Regions from separate parts of the Homo sapiens genome. Here region 2 is linked to region 1. Evidence: chromatin contacts called from ENCODE Hi-C data. All regions are on one chromosome and are shown on one strand. Each heading gives the region's core, a stretch centred on a gene start or an enhancer-like site at or near the end of the contact. The rest is flanking DNA. Distances are from core to core; before and after follow the strand shown. Region 1 holds the start of WFS1 (wolframin ER transmembrane glycoprotein). Region 2 overlaps TBC1D14 (TBC1 domain family member 14).

Region 1 (5,617 bases), core at 666-3,165:
ATCCTTGATCCTATCATCAGAGTCCCTGGACATTGCTCCAAAGTCCCCTAGGAACCACTTCAACTTTTCTCCCCTTAGATGTGACCTGTTCTTTCTGGAACTCTGCAAGACCGTCTCTTTATCCTTGGCATCTGGGATTTCCAGGGACACGTTCTCCTGGCACTTTGCTCACCTCTGTTTCCCCTCCAGCTCTTCCTGGAGTACCTGTCCTTTGTGCAATACACCTCCTGGAACTGTCTTTCCAGTCTCTGCTTTTTGTCCTGATGATTTTCATGTGCTTTTCCTCTACATCATGAAGCATTTACTCCACATTATCTTCCAGTTTGCTCATTTGTCCTCACCTCCACTCTTCTCTTTCTGAATTTGCCTGTTGCTTTTTCAGTCTCTTAGCTCCGTGGAGTATGTTCAGTGTTGCTGTGTTCTGATAGAGGCTCCTTAAGCCATCTTGTAGATTTTTTGTTGCACTTCCTCTCTTCCCTTAGACCTCCACAGGAGGAACTTTTCAATCTGTCCTCTTCTCTCTGCTTAATGAGCCCCTGCAAAGGGTTTGGGAAGTGCTTCAGCCTCTCTGTGATTGTGTGTTCACATTAATATTTATTATTTTCTTAAATGTGCATAAATCTCACAATGTGAACAGTGATCATCTTTGAGTGATTTTTTTTCTCCTTTCTACTTTTAGTAATTCTCCAAATTTTCTACAGTTAGTGTGTGATAAGGTGGAAAGACATCTTCAAGACTTTGGGCAAATAACTATGTCTGAGCCTCAATTTTCACATCAATAAAAAATGGGCTCAGTGCCACCTCCCTCCTTGGGTCACTAGGGGGGCCCTTGAAAGCTGTGAAAGCCCCTAAGCCAACCTGGACAGAGCAGGCGAGGCTGACGGCAGGTGTTCTTCCTTCCTCTGTGAGCCTCACAGGGTCACACGTGAACATTGGGGATCGGGGGTGGGCAGTGGGGGCAGCTGGAGAATCAAATGAGGTGACTGACATGAACTACGCCGCTTTGACAAAAGTCCTCCGAAGTAGTGTGTTCAGAACTCATCTCCAAAGCCATCTGGAATATTTGCTCCCAACATGTTGGTAAGCATTATCTCTGACAGTCACTCCGAGCCCCAGTTTCTGCTGTGATAACTAGGACAGGTAGCTCAGGTTGGTTGTGGGGACCAGAGACAGAGCAGGCAGGGTCTCACGTTCCCCAGGGCCTCTCAAGGATAGACCCTCGCCCTCATCTCCAAACCACGCCTCCCAGACAGGAACCAAACTCCCAGAGTCTCCAAACTGCCTGAGCCTTGCCCACTCCCTGGGCTAACACACACTTTAAAGGAATCCCACAGTCACCGTGTGAAAAGCTTGCTACACTGCATTTGATTCTGGGCACTGAAAGCAGTACTTGGCTGCAGACACTCGTTTCAAACAGGCCCCATTTTTCCATCTCTGCTGCTGTTATTAGGGGAGCCCTTAGACTCTCTTGCAGCGCCGGAATAGGCGCTCAAGACGTGTGTTAATATTGCAACAGCAAATATAATGAATCTGCAGTTGGGGACGCTGAGGCCGGAGTGGTGGATGAAAGGTGGCCGGAGCCTTTTCCACGGGTCCAAACCACCTGTTACAGGAGAAGGCGAGCGGCCTCGCTAAGCAACTGGACGTTCCGCGGGCGGGGCGGGGGCGGGGCCGGGGCCCGAGTCCGCTCGGAAACTTTCGCTGTGGGCGAGCCGGACCCGCCTTCTGGCCCCTCGGGCCCAACCACGCAGGGGGAGTGCCGGGCCGCAGCTAGGCGAGGCGCACCGTGATTGGCGGAGATGTGGAGTGATTGGCGGCTACACCGGCCACTCAGCAGGCCGAGCTGGCGCCGCATCCGGGGGGCCGCGTCTGGAGTGGAGGGAGGCCGAAGGCCCCGCCCCTGCCCCGCCCCCTCGTGCAGAAGGCCGCGCTAGCCGGCTCTTCAGCAGCGAGTGCAGATTGCTCCCCCGCGGCCGCAGATCTCCCGTTTGCGCCGCGTTCAGCTGCTCCCGAACAACTTTTCTGCCGGCCCAGAGGCCCCAGGGCGTCGCAGCGCCGCGTGCGGCCCACTCACGGGCCGGTGAGTACTTCGGCGCTGGGGCAGTGGCGCGGTGGCTGTGGGCAGCGCGCAGGAGGCGGGCAAGAGCCCTGAGGCACTGTCCTCTTCGGGCCTCAGTTTCCCCTTCCGAGCTGATGGGTGGCTGGCCCCAAAGTCCCGACAAGGTCCCCGAAGTTGGAGGGCCGGGGGTCCCGCCCGCTCTGCAACGCGCAAGGCGACCCCTGTTCCGGGCCCGAACGGGTCACCCGGGGGGCGCGCCCCGGTCCCCCGCGCGCTGTCGCCTGGAGCCCCGCCGCGGGCGGGACAGCAGGCCCGAGAGGCGGAGCGGCCGGCGGGCAGGCCCCCTCCCCGCGCCCCGCGCCATCCCCCCCGAGTTGCCCCGTCATGCCCCTCCCCCGCGGTCCCGGGACCCACGGCCGCCCTCGGTGCCCGCCCGGCCGTTGGAACGCGCCTGGGCCCCCGGGAGGTGTTGTGGGGGGGAAGGGGGGTTCAGTCCCCCAGGGGGACCCGGCCCGCCCGAGGGGCAGCTTAGGGGTCATTCTGAATCCCCACAGCCCACTTAGGAGCGCTGTGGCAGTTCCTCTCTCTCTCGGGGCCCCTCAGTAGAGAGTTGAGGGGTTTCAGTGGCAGCACCTGGACCCTGCCTCGTATGAACTCCACCCTCTGGATCATTAGCTTTTTGTTTGATCAACGAAAACTTTCTGGAGAATCCTACCCAGCCCTTTTGGATGTGATGGCGCCCTGGCCTCTCACCCACTTAGCAGATGATGTTATGAATTCCAAGGAAGTCGCATTTGTGCAACCCCCCACCACCCAGATTTAACCCTCTCAGTAGCCTTAGGCGGAGAAGTTATAGTCCCCGTTTGACACCCCAGGAAGCTGAGGCTCAGCAGGGTTTGGTGCCAGCCCAGGACCACGAAGCTGATGGGGCAGAGCCTGGTGTGAGGCCTCTGCCCTATCTCTCCAGAAGCAGCCCCGTCTCTCCTCACCTTGGACAGTGACCCCTGGCATTTGGCCCAGGGCTTTGCAGTTTGTAAAGGGCTTTCTCTTATGCCAGCATCCATCACTCAAGGAGCTGTGCCCTGGGTACCCCATGTGCTGGCTGCCTGTTCTCTGCAGCAGGAGAGGGAGCCCACGGGAAGCCCAGAGGCCACCTTTGTCACTGTCGCCACCTGTTTACTTCTGTGTCCAAGGGTCTGTGATTCCCATGGGGTCTCCGTTGTATCCAACCAGGGATTTGGAGGGAGGCTTCTCCACATTTCAGCCTCTTTTCCCTACCTGCTGGTTTGTCCTCCCTTCGCAGACACAGGAAAAGTTGGCTGGGAGACCCCATCTCACCTTCTTTCCCAGGATGGAAGAGCATGGAGGGCGTCTCTGACTTAGGCCTCCCCTGCCCATCCCGGACCAGTGCTGGACAGGCTTCTGGGGCTGGTCACAGAGGGGACCTCAGCTCAGTCTCAACCCCCAGAGATGTCTGCACTGCCAGACAGACCCGAAACACCCATCCTTGACGGTGGCAATAAGAATCATAATAGGTCGGGAGCTTTATGCCTACACGGCTCCCCTCCCCTCCCACTTCCCTACTTCCGGAAGTGGTACCACCACAGCCAGCCAGCCCCAGCCACAAACCAGACCACCCCCTGTGCCCTTCATTCCTCACTCCCAGTTGGGTCTCTCCTGGCTCCTGAGCCTCACTCGGATGCCTGCCCTGGTTCAGGACCCTCGCCTCTCCCTGGACGACCCCCAGGCTCCTCCCTGGTCCCGATCCGGGCCTGGCTGCACGCAGCCCTGCTGGTTCTTCAGCTGCCACTTCCCTCTGGGCTATCGGGTCAGGTCCGCCTCCCGAGCCAGGAGCCGGCATTCTTTCGGGCCCTCAGGGACCCGCCTCGCTGCTCACTCAGCCTCTCCCTCCTGTGTCCTCTCTCCAGCAGTCACCTCCCAGCCACCTGCGTGTTCCTGGCCACAAGCCTGGCTCACTGTCCCTCTGCTGCCTCCTCTTCTGGGCACAACCCCTGCTGGAATGCCCAGCCACCTCCCAGCTTGCCTGGCTCCTGCCTGCTTGTCCAGAAGGCTCAGTCAAGTCCTCCTGCAGGATTTCTGGCCTGCCTCTTCCCACAGTGGAGTGAGGGCCCCCTTCTGTGCCGTCTTTGTGGGTGTCTGTTTAGGTGTTAACCCTTCCCATCTAGATGAAGCTGCTCCAATGCTGGCCCTGGACAAGACTTCTCTAGGGCAGGGGGGCCCAGCACAGTGCTTGGCACAAGATGGACCTACCCTCAGTCCACACCTGCTGCCCATCCAGGCCAGGCCTGGAGCAGGTGCCAGGTGTGTGGTGGGGGCTTGGCCACTATGGCCGTCATGAATGCTGCTTGGGGCAGTCCCAATTCAAACCCCTCTGTTCCTGTGAATGTGCCACATTGGATAGAGCTGGAATGTTCCTTGGTTTGTCCCTTAATACTCTGAGCAAAAATAGGTACCTGGGATCCATCAAGGGCTTTGTGCCCTTGTCTTGAGGAGCAGCCCTGTGCCAGGGGGCTGGGTCAGGCCAGGCCAGAGCAGACATCCCAGGGCCAGGACCTCCTGGGCCTGCTCCCTTAGAGCTTGCTCACAGATGGGTTTTAAAATAACATTTGCTTTAATTTCAAAAACATCACACATTCATTATAGAAAACTAGGGAAATATGTTTAAAAGAAGAATAAAATGAAACCGCGCATAAGCTTTATCCCCAGAGACAACAAGTATCTTTTTTAGGGGGCGTTTTCTTCCGTTTTTTGGCAGATAAATTTTGTTTTCATCCTAAACAGACTCCGGCTAATATCTTCTGCTGCTTTAAATCCTGCCTTAACAGTGTTAGGCCCACCTTTTCCTTGTCTCAAAACGTTCATGTACGAGGTCACGTTTACCAGCTGTACAGCGTTGCACCATATGGAGGGGTGTAGGCTTTATAGCCAGCCCCTTTCTGGACAGTGCTGAAAGTGCCATATGATGGACATTGTGTGTGAGCCCCGAGGGCATCTCCAGTGACTCCCCTGGACTGGCATCCTGGAGGCAGAGGCACTGATCAGAGAGAGTGAACATCATCTTGGCTTCCCACAGGGGCTGTTTCTGAGGCACTGGCTTGGGAGATGGGGTTGCCCCCCCAGAGAGAACAGAATGGGGGTGGCCTGGGTGAGGGCCAGAGCCCTTAGGGCAGAAGGCCACGTGTGGTCATTCTGCTGCGGGTCTGAGTGGATGCATGGTGCCTGCAGCCCTCTCCAGGTGGCGGCCTCTCAGCTGAACTCCTTGGTGCCGGTGTTTGTGTTTGGACGGGATAAAAATATGCCTCATTGCTCATGAGGAAAGAATGCTAGCAACTTTGGTTTTGTGGATCTTACACAGTGACGGCTTCTAAGCCATTGCTGTGGTCACCAGTAGGGAGTTGGGGCTGAGTGCCCCACCGTGCAGGTGGGGATCTGAGGGTGCAGAGTGGATGCAGCTGGAGATGCCTGGATGCTGGGGTCTGGGGGAGGGACTTGCTAAGGTCCCACAGCATTATTGCCTGGATGGTGCTCCTGCCCTAG
Region 2 (5,635 bases), core at 1,202-3,701, 710 kb after region 1:
TGGCCTCCAGTGATCCACCTGCCTAAGCTTCCCAAAGTGCTGGGATTACAGGTGTGAGGTACTGCACCAGCCACATAAATTTGATAACTTAGATGAAACCGTCCATTTCCTTGAAAATTGCAAATCACCAAAATTCATCCAAGATGAAATAGATAACCTGAATCATCCTGGAATTTATTAAAGAAGGACTAGATGGTTTCACTGATGAATCCTACTGAACATTTAAAGAAAACACCAATTTGAGAAGAAGACGGAGTACGTACTTCCTCACTCATTTTAAAGGCCAATCTTACCCTGCTATCAAAACCAGATGAATACAGTACCAAAAAAACTACAGGCAAATATCCCTTTTGAAGACACACAAAAAATTCTCAACACAGTATTAACAAATTGAATCCCATAATACATTAAAAAGTTACAACCATGACAAAGTGACGTTTAGCCCAGGAACACAAGGCTGGGTCAGTGTTTGAAAATCGATCAGTGTCAGCTACCATACTACCAATTTAAAGAAAACCACACGATCCTATCAGTTGGTGCAGCAAAAGCATTTGATAGAATTCAGTGTCCATTCCTCACAAAAACTCTCAGCAAAGAAGAAATGGAAGAGAACTTCCCCCACCTGATAAAGAGCATCTACAGGAAACAGCTACAGCTAACATGCTTAATGGAGAAAGACTGAAGGCCTTCCCCTAACATTGAAAACAAGACAAGGATGTCCGCTCTTACTATTCCTGTTCAACATTGTATCGGAAGTCCTAGCTGGTACCTTGCTTGTGGTAATGCACAATGGTACAGCCATTCTGGAAAACCAGTTGGGAGGTTTCTTTAGGTGAAACATATACTTAGAATTAGCCCAGCAATCCCACTCTTAGGTGTTTGCCATCGAGAAATGAAAACTTATGTTTGCACAAAAATCTGTACATGTTTATAGCAGCTCTTTTCATAATCTTCAAGAAATGGAAACAACCCAAATGCCTTTCAATGAATGGATGAATGGTGGTACATTCCATACAACGAAATATGACTCAGTAATAAACACACCTAATACCTTGGGTGAACCTCGGGCATTATCTGAAGGTAAAAGTCAGTCTCGAAAGTTTGCGTGCTGTGATTTCATTTGTATCACATACTTGAAAAGACAAAGTTGTAGTGATGGAGAACAGATTCACAGTGCCAGGGGTGGGGTAGGGTGTGACTACCGAGGGCTAACACAAAGGAGGTTTTGAGAGTGATCCAACTGTTTTATATCTTGATTGTCATAATGGTGGCTACAAGGCAACATTTTAGAAGTCATAGGACTATATACACTAAAAAGCTAACTGTATGTTAATTCAAAAAATTAACATGAATTAATGGATCATTTAGGGTTCTTTTGACCCAGCATTTCCACTTCTGTTAATTTCTCCTACAGATGAATACGCATATAGGTGAAATGACAGTTGTATAAGGGTATTGATCGCAGCACAAGTGATTGGAAGCTATCTAAATGTTTGGCAGGGAATTGGTGAAATCCTAAATGAAATACTGCACCGACCTCACAAAGCAAGATGGATCACTATTTGTATAGTGTGGTCTATGTGGCTAAAGATACACACACATCCTCATAAATGCAGAGACCATATTTGGAAGGGTACTTACAAAATAGCTATTAGTGGAATTTCTTTGGAGAGGAGAACAAACTGGGTACATGGGAGATAGGAGGGAGACCTACTTTCCACTGTATACACTTTTGTACCTTTTGTATTTTGTTCTGTGTACATGTCTACTTAAAAGAATTTTTTTTTTTGAGACAAAGTCTTGTTCTGTTGCCCAGACTGGAGTGCAGTGGCACGATCTCGCCTCACTGCAACCTCTGCCTCCTGGGTTCAAGCAATTTCTGGCTAATTTTTGTATTTTTAGTAGAGACAGGGTTTCACCATGTTGGCCAGGCTGGTCTTGAACTCCTGACCTCAAGTGATCCGCCTGCCTTGGCCTCCCAAAGTGCTAGGATTACAGGCGTGAGCCACCGTACCCGGCCTTTAAAATATATATATATATTTTTAATGTGTAGAATGACAGAAAAATTGTTGAGGAAATTTGGGCAAAGGACAGCAAGATGAAACCAGACGTAAGTGGATGCCCCAAGATACAACTCACAGAATCTCATGTAACTCCTAGAGGTGTGCTACAAATTTTACATTGAGCTTTCTAGTGGCCAGAGCAGAGGGAAACATTATACAGCTGGTGACCGAGTTGAAAGCTGAACCTACTCTGGAAGTTTTGGCTTGTCAAGGTGGTAGAGGTCATGTTTGTATGGGACTGGGATCGTTTGGTGGAGAACAGGTCTATCAGGAGATTATCCCATAAAATGTCTAATCCCCATTTGTCCCCATTAATGTTGGGGTTTAGAGAAGCAGCAGGTTAATTACATATCATACTTCCACATGATGCCAAGAACTAGAAAGAAGGAAGTGATCTGAAGTTTCTACAGGGGAAATGGCAGCATGGTTGTTTAATTTGCACTTTCCTTTTTAGTCTTCTATTATCCTGGTAACAGCTTATTTATTCTGAGAAGTATAAATTCTTCATCCCCAATGCCTTTTAACAATAAAGACTGAAATTCCTATTTAATGCTTAATGCTTCCTAAGTTTTGCTTATTTTTCCTAATGTGGAAGTGATAAGTTTCCGTTAGTTGGAGAGGGTAGTGTTGAGAGCACAGTTTCTTTGGTGCAAACACTGTGGATCTTGTGTTCAGTCTTACTGCTGCGTCTCGCCAGAAGGAATAGGAATTCAGGAACAGGAAACACATTTGTTCTTTTACAGGTCTTTACTGGGGCCTTTCACAGTACTGGGGTGAGAGGGGTCTCAGGCCTGTGAACATGGGGTTGGGGTGGGTTGGGAAGACTCTGGCTTTGGGATTAGAAAGCTGGAATGTGTACCTTGGTTCTGTCATTTACAGTCAGTCGTGTGGACTTAAGCCCATGTCTTTGTCTCTCTGAGCCTCAGTATCCTCTGCAGAGGTAGTGCTCACATTGCCTATGCTCGTGAGGGTGAAGTACAATGCAGCATGGGGTCGTGGAGCAGTGGCTGGCATCCTGGCATCCCATGGGAGCTTCGGCACGGTCAGGACTCCTCATTGTGGTCTCCTGTCACAGCTAGACCTTCAGTCTTGTGTGCATAGAAAAAAGCCAGCAACAGACCCAAAAAACAACCTTGCTGCAGTAATAATTCGGTGTGGTTTGGAAATAGTTGGTGAAATCGATTTTTGATGCCATCTGAATTAGCTTAAAAATTATTTTTCACATTTTAAATACAATTTATGAAAAAATACTTATCAAATACTCAAATGATAGATGCAAGACAGGAAAATCCTTTCCCTCCTGAGACTTCACAGCCCCCGTTACAGGAGTCTCTGATGGTTTCATGTCTGCCCTCCCAGGCCTTTCTCTGAGACAAATTATGTATGTGTAAATTTCGTCCACACAATTGCATAGACATGATGTAATTGCAGACTGAGTTCTTTGAGCACCTTCTCTCTGGTATGCTTAGGAATCTTGTTAAACACATAACTTGAAGCTGTAGTAGCCTGTGATTGTAAGGAGGGGACTGTCTGTGTTCTAAGTCTGGTTTCTGGCTGACCTTGGACTCGGCAGTGGTGTCTGCAGGCGGGTGGCCCGTTGTGTACGATTGTGAACGCCGAAGAGATGGTGCAGCTCAATTGATGCCGCTTCCCAGAAAGACCGAGAGAAAAGCCCCTGGGAGCTTTTGAATGCTTTTGCCCTCGCCTGGGCAATTTAATGTGTTAATGTGCCCCACTTAGATGGAGCGGCTGTTGACATTTTGCCATATTTACTTTATTGTGCCTCTATTTTTTAAAAAATTGAACCATTTGCAGTATTATGACATCTTACTGCTAAATACTTCAGCACACAGCTCTTAAGAGTAAAGACATTCTCCTACATAACCATGACTGTTACCACACCCAGGAGAATGATGGGGAATTCCATAGTAGCATCTGATACCCAGAGCATGTTCTAATTTCCTCAGTTGTATCAAGCTGTTCTTTTTGAACCAGGATCCAGTCAGGTTTGTGTATTGCCTTAATTATATGTCCCTTTATTCTTTTCATATAAAACACTCCTTTTTCTCACGACTTTTACCTTTTTTAAAATTAAAATGATCAAGGTCAAAGATTTATTTTACGCCTTGAGGAGACCAGTAAGAGATAAAACTTATGCCAAGAGCATTTGAGGAATTAGGGGTGTGTGTGTGTTTGTACACACATATATGCGTAAAACCCAAAAAGAACTAGAGTAAGATGGCTAGGTTAGATTTCAATGAACAAACAAACTGGTGACAATAAAACATAATCTTTGGGGTTATCTTTTCTTTTGGACATTATCTACAAGTTAATATGTAACTTTACAGTATCGGGGCTTGAATGGAGTAACAAATAGCACAGGGACAGTGTCCTAGATAATTAATCTTTAGGCAGCCATGCTAAAAGTGCCCAGGAATTAATTGAAAGAATAACCCCTACTCCTGCTTTTGCCTTATTTTCAAATTTTGGATAATTGTCTTAACAAGGCGTTCGCTAATCCTTTCAGCCAGAATCAGCCTCTTTCCCTTTTATCCTATTTTTAAAAATGGCTTGAGGTATAAATAATATACCATGAGATCCACTCATTGTAAGTGTTCCACGATTTTAATAAATGTATACAGTTATGCAACTATCATTGCAATCTAGTTTCAAAATATGTTCGACATCCAAAGTTTTATTTTTCATCACCCAAAAAAGTTCCTTCGTGCCTGTTTGCAGTTGATCCCACTCTCACCCCCAGGCAAACATGAATTTGCTTCCTCTCTAGAGATTTACCTTTTTAAGAAGTGTCACATAAATGGAATAATGGAATTTTCTTGTCTGGCATCTTTCACCTGGCCTAGCGTTTTTGAGGTTCATCCATGTAGGCCCATGTCTCAGCAGTTTCTTTTCATGGCCATTTCCCTGCTGCTCATGCATCCGCGGTTGGTGGACGTTCTGGTTGGCGTGGACAATGCTGTTAGGAATGTTTGCATGCAAGTCTCTCTGGTCGTATTTCTCTTGGGTGGGTTCCAGGGAGTATGGTAGGGGATGCTGAATTATAGAAGAAGCTGCACCATTTTACACTCCTACCAAGGATTTAGGAGAATTCCAGCTTCTCTAAGTCTTTGCTATCACTTGCCATTGTCCTTTTTATTTTATCCTGGCGGCCGTCACAGGCTTCCTCTGATGGAGACCTGTCTGCCGGCGATTTGGTAGTTCTGAATCCCAGGAGATCTGCGGGGGGAGCCTTGGGCTAGGCCCCGTCACGGGAGAGCCTCGTGTTGTCGCAGACCGGACTTGCTCAGCCCTGGGACCTGGGGCCCGCGGCTGACCAGAAGTAATTTTGACCCGACGTAGTCCTTATGGTGTAGGGTCGAAGTTTAAAGACTGTTTTTAAAAACCTGAGGTCTCATCGACAGCGTACCGCGCCATCTGAAGGGCGCTGTCCCGCCAGCTTCCGTCTCCCTCCCGGCAGCCCCGGGGCGCCTGTTCGGCTTCTCTGAGTGTTTTGTGTGCTCCCTGACGTTTTAAACCCACCTGTTAATACTTTGTGAAAAACAGGAGCCACG

What was found. A loop is a pair of places that touch in the nucleus more often than their neighbours do. Pooled maps may share reads with other maps.
Region 2: a map of ascending aorta shows a loop between it and region 1 (12-fold over the local background). The contact joins the enhancer-like site here to the promoter of WFS1 in region 1. A Hi-C loop is called at or near these places in 1 of 168 maps with a recorded cell type or tissue (ascending aorta), 1 of 37 single-sample maps with no recorded cell type and 13 of 50 pooled maps.

What each region holds. Positions count from the first base shown.
Region 1 is chr4:6,267,935-6,273,551 of GRCh38, forward strand. It overlaps WFS1 (wolframin ER transmembrane glycoprotein), which reads left to right and starts at 1,916. Exons shown (of 8, transcript NM_006005.3): 1 at 1,916-2,080. RefSeq lists a silencer at 1,894-2,003 and an enhancer at 4,924-5,473.
Region 2 is chr4:6,981,252-6,986,886 of GRCh38, forward strand. All of the region lies in intron 3 of TBC1D14 (TBC1 domain family member 14), which reads left to right. Among named protein-coding and RNA genes, the nearest start is that of CFAP184, 59 kb to the right of the region's middle. RefSeq lists enhancers at 4,701-5,460, 5,266-5,315, 5,456-5,535, 5,461-5,635. Within about 2 kb of position 2,452, at least 2 of the 41 ENCODE cell types and tissues checked have a DNase peak (open chromatin) inside an H3K27ac peak, as active enhancers do.